Regions from separate parts of the Mus musculus genome. Here region 2 is linked to region 1. The links are chromatin loops, found by intact Hi-C in ENCODE. Cell type or tissue: heart. All regions are shown on one strand. Each heading gives the region's core, and the rest is flanking DNA. Links, peaks and the distances in the headings are about the cores only. Region 1 holds the start of E430024I08Rik (a long non-coding RNA gene). Region 2 has its middle 30 kb from the start of Zfp825.

The links. Peaks named below come from ENCODE experiments on the same cell type or tissue, not always from the same donor. Only the 100,000 strongest peaks of a DNase experiment are listed, where the experiment ranks them.
Region 2: a loop joins it to region 1, with 5 times the contacts of the local background. A loop is called at or near these places in 3 of 42 quality-filtered maps.

The regions. Positions count from the first base shown.
Region 1 is chr13:74,457,907-74,466,246 of GRCm38, forward strand. It overlaps E430024I08Rik (a long non-coding RNA gene), which reads right to left and starts at 5,706. Exons shown (of 8, transcript XR_003950546.1): 1 at 5,303-5,706; 2 at 4,676-4,760. In heart, for the core only: no CTCF peak of the experiment used is centred there; a DNase peak (open chromatin) is centred at 4,885; H3K4me3 peaks cover 1,501 bases; H3K27ac peaks cover 1,156 bases.
Region 2 is chr13:74,519,553-74,527,892 of GRCm38, forward strand. It overlaps the pseudogene Gm20590. Among named protein-coding and RNA genes, the nearest start is that of Zfp825, 30 kb to the left of the region's middle. In heart, for the core only: a CTCF peak has its summit at 3,476; a DNase peak (open chromatin) is centred at 3,059; H3K4me3 peaks cover 1,518 bases; H3K27ac peaks cover 1,356 bases.

The sequences.
Region 1 (8,340 bases), core at 251-8,250:
CTTTCCTCTCTGTGCACACAACCTAATGTCTTTCTTTCCCCCTCTGCCACCCCTCCCAAAGGGACTTCCTAAAAAAACCTACATCTCATCTCATCTAATCTAATCTAATCTAATCTAATCTAATCTAGGTTCAACAGGCGGATTTCAAAGGCAGAGAAATAACCTATTAGTCTAGAAAAAATAACCAGTCAGTCAGCGGAGTAAACGATAAATAAAAAAAGACCAGTTAATCAAATGGTTGAATTACAAAAGAAAGGGCAGTTGAGAGACAGACCAACCCCTGGCCTAGCGGGGCAGTCCTAACAGGCACACCTTGTAACAGGAAGGAACTAGAATGTCAAGGAGAATTGACAGCCACATCCGCTTTGATTTGTTAGATAGGCACCTCAGTCATTTGTCCCAGGGTTTGAGACTTAGCAGTGGGAAAAAATGAGACGGTTCAAATGATTAATTATGACCTCAAATATTATTTTAAATGTTGAACAGTCTTTATGGTACAATATTGTTCATGGACTAGACATATGTATTAGAACACACCAAGTATTATTCATACATTTTCTTGCAGGCTGTGTACTATTGGACAAAAATATAACAATCCTGGTATGCCCAGCGACACCTGTTTGTACAGATCTTCTGTGTTGGTTGAACAAGTGTAACTACAGAAATTTGGTTTCTAGAAATAAATTCAGTTTACATGCAGATTCTTGATTGCCCTGGTCTGTGAACTTCCCAAAATGGCCAGTTTGGACTTTTACTGAAAATCTAAAATTGATTACCTGAGTACTCATCACTAAAGCCAACTACTGTCAAAACAGGAAAGCTCCCGCTTTCTGCCCTCCATAGCCTTTCTGTGCTGTGACTACACAAGCTTCAAAGCTGGTCGATGAACTCAATTGTTACACTGTCCCTCTTTATCTGTAATTCCCACAAAAGAGACATGGAGGTTAGAGGATACTCATTTTTCTTCACACAGAGCAATAGTGCCCAGCCTGAAAGGAGGTGTATGACTGTCTTGAAGGCACAGTGCAGCAGAGCCAGGATTAGGTTTTCAAAGCAAGTCTTAACTACATATAATGACCAAGGTCTCAGCTACAGAAGACATTGCTCTAAACAGAAACAAATATGAAAGCCTCTGAACAAAGGGAATGAAATTCTTAATGATGAGGAAACTTTGGAGAATAGAAACGAACAAGAGATTACAGCAGTGATACATACAGAAAATGAAATTCAAAAAGTAATACCAACAACTGACCTTTTAAAAAGATAAATAAATATATCTGAAGAAAACAGATACATATACTACCTTTAAAAAAGAGCAGACATACCTGGTAGAGAGAATGGCATTAATAAGACAGTGTGTGACCTTGTCCCTATGTGCAATGTTACTGCTGACAAACACAGCAGAGCCAATTGTTTATGTCTCAATTTTTTGAGCTGACTTAACTATATCAGTGAGCATTCCACACATCTCCACAAGGCAGTCTCCTAATGGATAAGTCAATATTCACTGGCTCAAGCTAACGTACCCAAACTGTACACCCCTGCAATCTGGTCTGTTTTTCTTCACATACATGAATTAATACATGCTGGGAAATTACACACTCACTCACCCTGCTTGTATCAGGTCTTTCTTCATAAAGGTGCCCCCTGCAGCTGACTCCCTTAAACTTTAATCTGTGATGTAGCTACTGCCTATCCTATTTCACTGTGCAGTGTACACAGGAACCTGTTCCCCATGCTCTGGTCGGAAGGCAGAAGCCGTGCTCCACATGCCCATCCTTTTCCTGTTGCTGCAATGGACAGTTCACTCCATGACTCCAATGGGTAATTTAAAAACTCTGTTGGGGTACAGCCTTTTAACTAAAGAATTTAGGAAGTTTAATCAAGAGGCAAGCAAGGTCATTTCCCTGGGGACCTACAGACTGGCAGCAAGGTGACCTGAGACAATAAAGTTTTTCTTGGAAACATCTTTCTAAAGGCTGAAGATACAGTTGTCTTAGACTTCACATGCCTTCCCAGGAGAAATCACTCTACACACAATTAAAGATTACTTTAAAAAAAATCTCTATAATGATAGCACAAATTCAGCTCTGTCTATGTTCTTTTAGGATCAGGCTTCATGTTATACTTTAGACAGTTTAAATAGGAACAGGAGAGTCTAGCCAATGAGGTAGATGGGAGATTTTTACAGCAAAGATATTCCAGACACTATTTCGTTTTTTTTTTTTAATTTTTTTATTAGGTCTTTTCCACATTTAAATTTACAATGCTATCTCAAAAGTCCCCCATACCCTCCACCCACTCCCCTACCCACCCACTCCCACTTCTTGCCCTGGCGTTCCCCTGTATTGAGGCAGATAAAGTTTGCACGACCAATGGGCCCAGAATCTATTTCTTAATTACACCAGTGCCCTAATACAAAGGGTGATTCTTCAGTGACAGGGCCCAAAGTCCAAGAGCCTAGAGGATGAAAAAGCCAAAAAGTAGAAGGTAGAATGTATAAAAGTGGGCTGGAGAGATGGCTTAGCAGTTAAGAGTGCCAAGTGCTCTTCCAGGGGTCCTGCATTCAATTCCCAGCAACCACATGGTGGCTCACAACCATCTGTAATGGGATCTGATGCCCTCTTCTGTTTGTTGTTTCTGAAGAGAGCAATCAAATACACATATTATATATATATATATATATAAAACAAAAAAGAATGAATAAAAGTTGTGGTGGAGAGGTGTTGCAAAAGCCATGTCTTGTGCTAAGTAAAGCTCTTAAGAATAGCAGCTTGTATTCTACTTACAGAGGGAAGATGGAAATCAATGGGAGACTTGTAAGAAGACCTCACCTTCCTCTAAGAAGGTGCATAAGGAGGTTACCCCATATCTCAAGAACATTACTCCTGGGCAGTGTTTGAGTACGCTTTAATCCCAGCACTCAGGAGGTAGAGGCAGGCAGATTTCTGAGTTCAAGGCCAGTATGGTCTACAGAGTGAGTTCTAGGACAGCCAGGGCAACACAGAGAAACCTTGTCTCAAAACACCAGAAAAAAAAAGAAAAAAAAAAAGAAAAAGAAAAGAAAAAAAAAGTTGCGTTCTGAGGATATAAATTGTCATGAAGGCCTTGGCCCCAGGAAATTACCATCTCGCCCAAGGACTTTCCAAGCTTTAGAAAGGGAGATCTATTTAATTCTCAATACATTGTAGCCACAAAAAAAGCTCCCAAGGCCTAGGCTCCAGTCCATTATTGGCTCTGCAAATATGTTCCTGGGTTTGAGAAGGAGTTATATCACTCTTTATACATGAGAACTTTAGGGAAAGATTACTTGATAAGGGTAGCCCTCCATACAACAGTCTCAGTCTCTCCATCTCTCTCTGTTTATTTATTTACATTCTAACTGTGGCCCATGATCTGGTTCCCTCCCAAGGTTCTTTACCCTCCTCCCCCTTCCCTTTGCCTTTGAGACCTTGCCCCATCACCCCATCTCCACTCCTCTCACCCACTCCTCACCTTCCTCATTCTTCTTCCCGGGGGAATCAAGTCTACAAGATTAGGTGTATAGTCTCCTATTCGGTACAGACAATGCAGTCCTCTGCTACATATGTTCCTGGGACCATGGACCAGCCCATGTATTCTCTTTGGTTGATGGCTTCGTCTCTGTGAGCTCCCAGGGGTCTAGGTTACATGATACTATTGGTCTTCTTAAGGGACTGGTATACCATACAGCTCCTTCAATCCTTCCCCTAACTCTTCCATAGGGTCCCTGACTGGAGTCCATTGGTTGGCTGTAAGTATCTGCATCTGTCTCAGTTACTGGTAGAGCCTCTCAGAGGACAGCCATGCTCAGCTCCTGTCTGCAAGCACATAGGTGTTTTTCCTTCTCAAATGGATGTCAACCAGTGTAATTTTTCCATGTGGCAGAACTATGCTTTTCTCAATTAGAAAACGGGAGCTTTAGGCACACCAGGCATTAATGTTGGTTGTGACTCTGTAATGATGGATTGAGCAGCTTGTTACAGACCTGCTTTTTGCTTTGAGCATGTGCCAAGTGGCTGGTTGTACATCACAGTTGTCTCTCCTTTGTTATAGTTTGGAGCCAGCTGTGTAGACAAACCTGGGGAGCAAACATGTGAATCCTAGCATCCTAGTCTCTAACCGGCCTGCTTAGCATACTAACCTGTGGGGTGTTTTTGACACAGTCCTCCATCAGCTAAATGCTACTTACTGTCACTATTTCTTAAGCTTGGTAAACCATTTAAATCATCAATTCTACTCTTCTACATCTCAGCTTAGTATGGGAGTGCTACCCAACACATGAGATGCCTTTTAACAGCTCCACAAAATTAACTACAAATGGATCTTATACTTAATAGGTAAATGCTGGGGGCAAAACTTATAGAAGATTCAAGAGAAACTAGGGCTCTCCAAGTTTGGCATCCTGCCCGTGAAATTTCTACAAGCAAGCCCCTAATCCTAATGTTTTGAGCTGATTCAGCCCTGATACTGATGTTATTCAGAGTTCACCGCCTGTTTTAGCAAGTGAGGAGCATCACAAAGGACCGCACAATTGGCCACATCTGGTTACATCTGGCTGAGGCTTCCCATACAGCCCCAGAGAGGACACACCACCTCAGCTCCCACTGCTCAGCCACCTGCCCCTACCCATTATAGACAGTAACCATGCGCTTACCATGTTTCAAAAACGGAGCTTACTTGAGGTCCACTCACAGCACCCAACAGCAGCGCTCAAAGCAAGACACAGAGACGGTTCAATCCTGTAGAGCAAAAACAAACTTCCAGCAAGGCATCCGGAAGACCCCGCCTCATTGTCTGACTGGCAGTTCGCCCTGGAATCCTTGATTGGCCAGCGAGTCTTACCCCGCCTCTAGATTAAAGTGTGCTTCCTGTCCCGGTCCAGTCCTTTTACAGATCTCGGGAGTGGTTTGCATTCGGGTGGCATTTGTGCCTATCCTCCTAGAGCCTCCTCTATCTGTGGTCCCAGGCCGACTTTGAGGAGGATCCACCATTGCAGCTCCGGCTGTTCATCCGCCTGCTCCTCCCCTTTGTGGGCAGTGATCTCGCACTCACCATGTCTCAACTTCGGAGCTCGCTTAAGGTCCCCAATGGCACCCAACAGCATTACTCAAAGCAGGACGGAAAGGACTATTCACTCCTGCATTCCAAAACGAACGTGCAGCAAGCCACCCGGAAGAACCCTCCTCATTGTCTGACTGGCAGATCCGCCTGGGGCCCTAGATTGCCCAATGAGTCTTACCCCTCCTCAAGGTTAAATAGAGCTTCCAGTCTTGGGTCAGACCTTTTCCAGATCTCTGGTCTGACTTGCTCTCCATTAGCATTTGTGTCTATCCTCCGAGCGGTGGGAGTGGAGACAGCATTTCAGCTCAGGCTGTTCAGCCGCCTGCTCCTTCCCGTTGTAGCAGTGGTCCTGCACTCACCATGACCTACTTCCTGGCTTGCTTGAGCTTTCCTCACAGCACTTCCCCTTCTTCCTGAAATCAAGGTCGCTAGCCTTTTACTAAACTGGGAGTGGAGTTATCAATCTGGCTCACCAGTGGAAGGATGCCCAGGATAATAACACTAAAGAGGATTTTAGGATACAAGAGTTTTGTTTTGTAGCTTGATGCTGGACCAGGGGAAATGCAGGTCCTTTTCACCAAAGAGGTATGAAACAACCTTGGGAGAAAACCAGGAAAGAGATGACAAACAGTGTAGAGCACTGTTGTTAGCCAGCGCATCTTCCTCAGTGGCAGGGTGGAGACAAACCACAGTTGTATTAGTACAGATAATCGTACCTCATCTCATAGGACGAATTTCTTTATGTATGTAGAAAGGGGATTAATAGAATGTCTCACAGACAGTGGTCCTCCTAGTCCAATAATGGCTTAGCACATTCATTGCCAAGGGAAAGAAGAAAAATCAAGGACTTGTTGAGTTCACATTGCTTGATATCTCAGCGGATCTTGAGAACTTACCAGAATTCTGAAGAAATACGTACTTACTAATGCCAGTTTAAAAACAAAACAAAATGAATGAATGAACAAACAAAACACCTTGCTAAAAAATGTAGGGAAAGAAGTAGACAATTTGAAAGAACTTCCCTGTTTAAGGTCCTTTATGTATGTAGGTTTCAGAAAGAATGTGTAGCCTGGATTAAAGGTGGATCTTAAACTCTCAAAAGACCAAGATATAGCAAGGGTTTCTCACTTCAAAAGGAATAATTAAGAAAACTCCCTTACAGGATGCAGGGTTAGAGTTAGGGGATTAGAGGGTTAGGATTAAGATAAAGAGTGTTTAGATTAGGGTTAGTGTGGTTAGGGTTACAGGTTTAGGGTTAGGCTCAGGGTTAGCACAAAGATTTTGCTGTGCTATGTGAAATCAGCTCCTGTCTCTTCTCTCATCTGCCTTCCCAGTCCTCTTTTTCATACTATCAGCATCTTCCTTCCTGCCCCAAAGAAAGTCATAAGGGGGCTATGCAAGAACCCGGAATTCCCTGATGGGAAATAGGTTTACTTTACTCAGGGGCCCAGTTCTCATACAACAGAAAACCACTATTTCTTCAGTTGTTGTTTTAAATTTCACCTAGGGAATCCTCTTAAAATGTAAGCAATCATGGGGCTTGGTGTCTTTTTTTGATAATGATATAAAGCATAGACCATTTAATTTTACCAGGTCTTTAGGTAATATAACCACATGGTTCAAGATCAAATGGTAGGCACCATTATTCTTGATGGTCCCACCGAGTCAATAGTATCCCTATTACACAAAGAAGAAATATCAGACTTACAAAGTATTCGTTTTGCATCTTAATGTTTTGTTTTGTTCTGATTCTAGTAACTTCTACCTTACAGATTTAATGGCTCCTCAAAAGAACCTAAAAGTTTTCCCATCCACATACCTCCAAAAGTGGCATACTAACAAAGGATACAATGACTTTGATATTCACAGATCCCAACAGACAAGTATAAGTTACTAAGTGCTAGTAAGGCATTTTTTTAAGATTTTTTTTTAATGTCCATGAATATACACTGTAGCTGTCCTCAGATACACCAGAAGAAGGCGTTGGATTCCATTATAGATGGTTGCAAGCCACCATGTGCTTACTGGGAATTGAACTGAGGTCCTCTGGAAGAGCAGTGCATGCTCTTAACAACTGCGCTATTGCTCCAGCCCGAGGAAGGCCTTTTTAATGTGACTGATTTAGAATATCCATAGTCGCATAAGAAACACCTTGTCAATTTTGTGTATGTAAACCCAGTGAACTCACTGACATCTTTCATTGAACTATGATAATTTTGAGATGTGGTGCCATTGAGAACTTAGAAAGAGGGGATAAACATACCTTGTTCCCCACCCCTGAATAAATGTTGTCATAGTAGAATGTGAATTTATTTGTTAAACTTATTGTATCTTATGATATTAACAAATATAAAATGTTAGAATGATCGAAAGAAAGAAATAGTTTTAATAAAGAAGGATTCATATATAGATTAGGATGGAAATTTCCAAAAATGAGAATTAAAAAAACTCCTACAAAGCCTTTGGAAGTTCTGAAGGAATAAGTGAGGCATTTAAGGCACTTAGAGTATGACACTTATGGTAAATATTATGGAATAAAAGTCTCTGTCTTCAGATGAACATTTATGACAAACTGCCTGTAATCTAAGTTTAATTCTATCCTGTGTCCAGGCTATATTGAGGAGAGTCAAAATATGGGGATGATTCCCTCAGAGCTTCCAAGGGAAGTCACACTCAGTCTACCCAAGGGTATTGAGAAATATTCACTAAGAGGGAAAATAGTACAAAGCAAAGCTTGAAGAAACAAAAGTTATTTAGAAGCCCAAGTGATAACTTAGGCATGGCTTTTCAACAGGCCTACCGGAACATGAACTGAAATTGATTTTGCTGAATATGAAATATGATCCCCTTTAAAGTGCAGTGTGTCTATTTAGCAACTGAAGGGACAGCAGTCCTCCAAAGTTATGTTTGATCATGTCAAATGTTATTTAGATAATGAGTTCTCACTCCAGATTTCCTTTGCCATAAATGGATGTATCTCAATATCTCATACAACATACAAGAATGTGGGTTACTTCAGCACAGCAGGGCCTATATACAGCTGAGGAAAACTGAGCAATCTTCTTAAATACTGAGGCCAAGTCTAAAAGCTATATACCAAATACAGAATACTATCTCATTATCAAATAGTACTTCTCACTAATAGATGGTGTCCTTCAGTACACTAATAACAAATGCTCCCTGATTTAAAAGTGATGCAGGATATTCTTTCATCAAACTTAACAGATTTGTAGAATTATTCAGGTATCCTATTTCGTG
Region 2 (8,340 bases), core at 330-8,329, 62 kb after region 1:
TGTAGCTACTGCCTATCCTATTTCACTGTGCAGTGTACACAGCAACCTGCCCCCCATGCTCTGGTCTGAAGGCAGAAGCCGTGCTCCACATGCCCGTCCTTTTCCTGTTGCTGCAATGGACAGTTCACTCCATGACTCCAATGGGCAATTTTAAAACTCTGTTGGGGTACAGCCTTTTAACTAAAGAATTTAGGAAGTTTAATCAAGAGGCAAGCAAGGTCATTTCTCTGGGGACCTACAGACTGGCAGCAAGGTGACCTGAGTCAACAAAGCTTTTCTAGGAAACATCTTTCTAAAAGGCTGAAGATACAGTTGTGTTAGACTTCACATGCCTTCCCAGGAGAAATCACTTTATACACAAAGATTACTTTAAAAAAAATCTCTATAATGATAGCACAAATTCAGCTCTGTCTATGTTCTTTTAGGATCAGGCTTCATGTTATACTTTAGACAGTTTAAATAGTGACAGGAGAGTCTAGCCAATGAGGTAGATGGGAGATGTTTCCAGCAAAGATATTCCAGAAACTATTTCTTAATTACACCAGTGCCCTAATACAAAGGGTGATTCTTCAGTGACAGGGCCCAAAGTCCAAGAGCCCAGAGGATGAAAAAGCCAAAAAGTAGAAGGTAGAATGTATAAAAGTGGGCTGGAGAGATGCCTTAGTGGCTAAGAGTGCCGAATGCTCTTCCAGGATTCCTGCATTCAATTCCCAGCAACCACATTGTGGCTCACAACCATCTGTAATGGGATCTGATGCCCTCTTCTGGTGTTTCTGAAGAGAGCAATCATATACAACATATATACATATACATGTTTAAAAAAAGAAAAAAAGAATGATTAAAGTTGTGTGTGGTGGGGAGGTCTTGCAGAAGCCATGTCTTGTGCTAAGTAAAGCTCTTAAGAATAGCAGCTTGTATTCTACTTTCAGAGGGAAGATGGAAATCAATGGGAGACTTCTAAGAAGACCTCACCTTCGTCTAAGAAGCTGCACAAGGAGATTACCCCTTATCTCAAGAATGTTACTCCTGGGCAGTGGTGGCACATGCTTTAATCCCAGCACTCGGGAGGCAAGGCAGGCGGATTTCTGAGTTCAAGGCCAGCCTGATCTACAGAGTGAGTTCAAGGACAGCCAGGGCAACACAGAGAAAACTTGTCTCAAAAAAACAGAAAAAAAAAAAAAAAAGAAAAGAAAAGAAAAAAAAAGAGTTGGGTTCTGAAGATATATATTGTCATGAAGGCCTTGGCCCCAGGCCATTACCAGCTCTCCCAAGGACTTTCCTGGCTTTAGAAAGGGAGCTCTATTTAATTCTCAATACATTGTAACCTCAGAAAAAGCTCCCAAGGCCTAGGCTCCAGACCATTATTGGCTCTGCCAAGTATGTTCCTGGGTTTGAGAAGGAGTTATATCATTCTTTATACATGAGAACTTTAGGGAAAGATTTACTTGATAAGGCTAGCCCTCCATACAACAGTCTCAGTCTCTCCATCTCTCTCTCTGTATATTTATTTACATTCTAACTGTGGCCCATGATCTGGTTCCCCCCAAGGTTCTTTACCCTCCTCCCCCTTCCCTTTGTCTTTGAGACCATGCTCCATCACCCCATCTCCACTCCTCTCATCCACTCCTCACCTTCCTCTTTCTTCTTCCCGGGGGAATCAAGTCTACAAGATTAGGTGTATAGTCTCCTATTCGGTACAGACGATGCAGTCCTCTGCTACATATGTTCCTGGGACCATGGACCAGCCCATGTATTCTCTTTGGTTGATGGATTGGTCTCTGTGAGCTCCTAGGGGTCTAGGTTACATGACACTATAGGTCTTCTTAAGGGACTGGCATCCCCTACAGCTCCTTCAATCCTTCCCCTAACTCTTCCATAGGGTTCCCTGACCGGAGTCCATTTGTTGGCTGTAAGTATCTGCATCTGTCTCAGATGCTGGTAGAGCCTCTCAGAGGACAGCCATGCTCGGCTCCTGTCTGCAAGCACATAGGTGTTTTTCCTTCTCAAATGGATGTCAACCAGTGGAGTGGGAGAACTATGCTTTTCTCAATTAGAAAATGGGAGCTTTAGGCACACCAGGCATTAATGTTGGTTGTGACTCTGTAATGATGGATTGAGCAGCTTGTTACAGACCTGCTTTTTGCTTTGAGCATGGGCCAAGTGGCTGGTTGTACATCACAGTTGTCTCTCCTTTGTTATAGTTTGGAGCCAGCTGTGTAGACAAACCTGGGGAGCAAACATGTGAATCCTAGCATCCTAGTCTCTAACCGGCCTGCTTAGCATACTAACCTGTGGGGTGTTTTTGACACAGTCCTCCATCAGCTAAATGCTACTTACTGTCACTATTTCCTAAGCTTGGTAAACCCTTTACATCATCAATTCTACTCTTCTACATCTCAATTAATATGGGAGTGCTACCCAACACATGAGATGCCTTTTAACAGCTCCACAAAATTAACTACAAATGGATCTTATACTTAATAGGTAAATGCTAGGGGCAAAACTTACAGAAGACTCAAGAGAAACCAGGGCTCTACAAGTTTGGCATCCTGCCCGTGATATTTCTACAAGCAAGCCTCTAATCCTAATGTTTTGAGCTGATTCAGCCCTGATACTGATGTTATTCAGAGTTCACCGCCTGTTTTAGCAAGTGAGGAGCATCACAAAGGAACACACAATTGGCCACATTGGGTTACATCTGGCTGAGGCTCCCCATCCAGCCCAAGAGAGGACCCACCACCTCAGTTCCCACTGCTCAGCCACCTGCCCCTATCCATTATAGACAGTAACCATGTGCTTACCATGTTTCAAAAATGGAGCTTACTTGAGGTCCCCTCACAGCACCCAACAGCAGCGCTCAAAGCAGGATACAGAGAACTGTTTAATCCTGCAGAGCAAAAACAAACTTCAAGCAGGCAACCGTTAGACCCCGCCTCAAAGTATGAATGGCAGTTCCGCCCAGAAGCCTTGATTGGCCAGCGAGTCTTACCCCTCCTCTAGTTTAAAGTGTGCTTCCTGTCCGGGGCCAGTCCTTTTACAGATCTCGGGAGTGCTTTGCATTCGGGTAGCCTTTGTGCCTGTCCTCCTAGAGCCTCCTCTATCTTCGTCCCGTGCAGCCCTAGAGGAGGATCCACCATTGCAGCTCTGGCTGTTCATCCGCCTGCCCCTCCCCTTTTTGGGCAGTGATCTCGCACTCACCATGTCTCAACTTCAGAGCTTGCTTAAGGTCCCCCCATGGCACCCAACAGCAGTACTCAAAGCAGGACAGAAAGGACTATTCACTCCTGCACTCCAAAACAAACCTGCAGCAAGTTATCCGGAACAACCCTCTCTGTCTGACTGACAGGTCCGCCTGGGGGCCTTGATTGGCCAGTGAGTCTTACCCCTCCTCAAGGTTAAATAGAGCTTCTAGTCCCAGGTCAGACCTTTTCCAGAACTCTGGTCTGACTTGCTCTCCATTAGAATTTGTGTCTATCCTCCAAGCGGTGGGAGAGGACACAGCATTTCAGCTCAGACTGTTCAGCTGCCCGATCCTTCCATTTGTGGCAGTGGTCCTGCACTCACCATGACCTACTTCCTGGCTTGCTTGAGCTTTCCTCACAGCACTTCCCCTTTTTCCTGAAATCAAGGTTCGCTAGCCTTTTACTGAACTGAGAGTGGAGGTATCAATCTGGCTCACCAGTGGAAGGATGCCCAGGATATTAATATGAAAGCAGATTTTAGGAAACAAGGGTTTTGTTTTGTAGCTTGATGCTGGCTTCAGGGAAACTGCAGGTCCTTTTCACCAAAAAGGTATGAAACAACCTTGGGAGAAAAGCAGGAAAGAGATGACAAACAGTGTAGAGCACTGTTGTTAGCCAATACATCTTCCTCAGTGGCAAGGTTGAGACAAACCACAGTTGTATTAGTACAGATAATCATACCTCATCTTGTAGGACGAATTTCTCTATGTATGTAGAAAGGGGATTAATAGAATGTCTCACAGACAGTGGTCCTCCTAGCCCAATAATGGCTGAGCACGTTCATTGCCAAGGGAAACAAGAAAAATCAAGGACTTGTTGAGTTCACATTGCTTGATATCTCAGCGGATCTTGAGTACTTACCATAATTCTGAGGAAATACGTACTTACTAATGCCAGTTTAGAAACAAAACAAATGAATGAATGAACAAACAAAACACCTTGCTAAAAAATGTAGGGAAAGAAGTAGACAATTTGAAAGAACTTCCCTGTTTAAGGTCCTTTATGTATGTAGGTTTCAGAAAGAATGTGTAGCCTGGATTAAAGGTGGATCTTAAATTCTCAAAAGACCAAGATATAGCAAGGGTTTCTCACTTCAAAAGGAATAATTAAGAAAACTCCCTTACAAGATACAGGGTTAGAGTTAGGGGATTAGAGGGTTAGGATTAAGATAAAGATTGTTTAGATTAGGGTTAGAGTGGTTAGGGTTACAGGTTTAGGGTTAGGCTCAGGGTTAGCACAAAGATTTTGCTGTGCTATGTGAAATCAGCTCCTGTCTCTTCTCTCATCTGCCTTCCCAGTCCTCTTTTTCATAGTATCAGCATCTTCCTTCCTGCCCCAAGGAAAGTCATAAGGGGGCTATGCAAGAACCCGGAATTCCCTGATGGGAAATAGGTTTACTCTACTCAAGGGCCCAGTTCACATACAACAGAAACCCACTACTTCTTCGGTTGTTCTAAATTTCACTTAGGGAATCCTCATAAAATGTAAGCAATCATGGGACTTGGTAATGATTGATAATGATATCATAAAACATAGGCCATTTAATTTTACCAGGTCTTTAAGTAATATAACCACATGGCACAAGATCAAATGATACCCACCATTATTCTCAATGGTCCCATCTAGTCAATAGTATCCCTATTACACAAGGAAGAAATATTCAACTTACAAGGCATTCATTTTGCATCTTAATGTTTTGTTTTGTTCTGATTCTAGTTACTTCTACCTTATAGATTTAATGGCTCCTCAAAAGAACTTAAAAGTTTTCCCAGCCACATGCCTCCAAAAGTGGCATACTAACAAAGGAAACAAAGACTTTGATACTCACAGATCCCAACAGACAGGATAAGTTACTAAGTGCTAGTAAGGCATTTTTTTTTAAGATTTTTTTTTTTTGTCCATGAATATACACTGTACCTTTCTTCAGACACACCAGAAGAGGGCGTTGGATTCCATTATAGATGGTTGCAAGCCACCATGTACTTACTGGGAATTGAACTGAGGTCCTCTGGAAGAGCAGTACATGCTCTTAACCACTGAGCCATTGCTCCAGCCTGAGGAAGGCTTTTTTTTTTTTTTTGGTTTTTCGAGACAGGGTTTCTCTGTGTAGCCCTGGCTGTCCTGGAACTCACTCTGTAGACCAGGCTGGCCTCGAACTCAGAAATCTGCCTGCCTCTGCCTCCCGAGTGCTGGGATTAAAGGCGTGCGCCACCACGCCCAGCCCGTGGAAGGCATTTTTAATGTGACTGATTTTAGAATAGCCACAGTCTCATAAGAAACACCTTGTCAATTTTGTGTATGTAAACCTAGTGAATTCACTGACATCTTTCATTGAACTACGATAATTTTGAGATGTCCTGCCATTGAGACTTAGAAAGAGGGGATAAACATTGCTTGTTCCCCACCTCTGAATAAATGTTCTCATAGTAGCTTGTGAATTTGTTTGTTAAACTTATTGTATCTTATGATATTAACACATATGAAATGTTAGAATGATCGAAAGAAAGAAATAGTTTTAATAAAGAAGGATTTATATATAGATTAGGTTGGAAATTTCCAAAAATGAGAATAAAAAAAAAATCCTACAAAGCCTTTGGAAGTTCTGAAGGAATAAGTGAGGCATTTAAGGCACTTAGAGTATGACACTTATGGTAAATACATATGGAATAAAAGTCTCTGTCTTCAGATGAACATTTATAACAAACTGCCTGTAATCTAAGTTTAATTCTATCCTGTGTCCAGTCTACATTGAGGAGAGTCACAATATAGGGATGATTCCCTCAGAGCTTCCAAGGGAAGTCACACTCAGTCCACGCAAGGGATTTGAGAAATGTTCACTAAGAGGGTAAATAGTACAAAGCAAAGCTTGAAGAAACAAAGGTTATTTAGAAGCCCAAGTGATAACTTAGGCATGGATTTTCAACAGGCCTAACAGAACATAAACTGAAATTGATTTTGCTGAATATGAAATATGATCCCCTTTAAAGTGCAGTGTGTCTATTTAGCAATTGAAGGGACAGCAGTCCTCAAAAGTTATGTTTGATCATGTCAAATGTTATTTAGATAATGAATTCTCACTCCAGATTTCCTTTGTCATAACTGGATGTATCTCAATATCCCATATAACATACAAAAATGTGGGTTACTTCAGCAAGGCAGGGCCTATATGCAGCTGAGAAAACTGAGCAATCTTCTTAAATACTGAGGCCAAGTCTAAAAGCTATATACCAAATACAGAATACTATCTCATTATCAAATAGTACTTCTCACTAATAGATTGTGTCCTTCAGTACACTAATCATAAATGCTCCCTGATTTAAAAGTGATGCAGTCTGGGCGAGGTGGCCCATGCCTTTAATCCCAGCACTTGGGAGGCAGAGGCAGGCGGATTTCTGAGTTTGAGGCCAGCCTGGTATACAGAGTGAGTTCCAGGACAGCCAGGGCTATACAGTGAAACCCTGTCTCGAAAAAAAACAAAAAACAAAAACAAAAACAAGAACAAAAAAGTGATGCAGGATATTCTTGCATTAAACTTAACAGATTTGTAGAATTATTCAGGTATCTTATGTCCTGTACATGGACGTTAAAAGTCCCTGGTATATATTCTTCATTAAGGGTTCTAAGGTAGCAAACAGCTGATTCAAGTTATATCCTTTTTTAAAGGGCTCTGGAATATAGTCCAATTCATAATGGAAGTAGGTTTCACCATACTGAACATAACTAATTAACAATGATGCTAAAAATATTTCCTCCAAATTTAACTCTTCATATATCACACAATGTTGTAATGAGGAGAGCCAGTGGTTGAATATTAACTGATTGGTTCAAAATTCCTCAAGTGTTTCCAGCATACTACTATTCTTACAAGGCCAAAAAAATCAGTCTTCTAACACCCAGCACAAACATTGACATTGGTTTTTAAATTGTATTCTTTCCTATTCTCTTCCTATAATAAGTTAATACTGCCCTGATTATCTTCTTTTTTTTTTAAAGATTTATTTATTTATTTATTTATTATATGTAAGTACATTGTAGCTGTCTTCAGACACTCAGAAGAGGGGGTCAGATTTTGTTACGGATGGTTGTGAGCCACCATGTGGTTGCTGGGATTTGAACTCTGGACCTTCGGAAGAGCAGTCGGGTGCTCTAACCCACTGAGCCATCTCACCAGCCCCCTGATTATCTTCTTAACTACATCCTGAATAGAAATTATAATAGTCCTAACAGTCTGACTTCTGCATATGTTATGTCATGCACATAACACACTCCTACTATAAATACCGAATTCAAGTTCCTGTTTATTTTCAGAATCTATTTGTTTAGTTAGTTATATTTTGGCCCTGTAGAAGCATTTTTCTCTGAGGTAACATGATTCTTGCTCTTTCTAGATCTCCAGTTTCATCAGTTAAAAAATGTAGAATGAGCCTTTGTACAAACACCAAAAAGTACAGATATTCCCTTGCAGAGGACTATATTGCCAGTTCACTCATCATTCATCTTGCCATAGCATATCAGTGTTGGATTCATGGAAAGGAAGGAAGATTTGTGAGAAATGTGAAGATATGGAAAGACCAAATATAGGAGTGTTAAGATACATGCCATATAACCATTTCTTCAAATTAGCTAAGGATGGAAGCTCAGGTATTTGTAGTGGCCATGTAAACCAGAGGACATGAATTCCATAAAAGAGCCCTTTGATCAAAGGAATATAATTGAAGACCCAGAAATGAACTCTCACAACTATGGTCAGTTGATCTTTGATAAAAGATCTAAACACATCCAGTGGACAAAAGACAACATTTTCTACAAATGGTGCTGGTTCAACTGGATGTCAGCATGTAGAAGACTGCAAATTGATCCATTCTTATCTCCTTGTATGAAGCTCAAGTCCAAGTGGATCGAAGACCTCCACATAAAACCAGATACATTGAAACTAATAGAAGAGAAAGTGGGGAGGAGCCTCCATCTCATGGGCACAGGGAGAAATGTCCTGAACAGAACACCAATGGCTTATGCTCTAAGATCAACAATAGATAAATGGAACCTCATAAAATTGCAAAGCTTCTGCATGGCAAAGGACACTGTCAGTAGGCCAAAA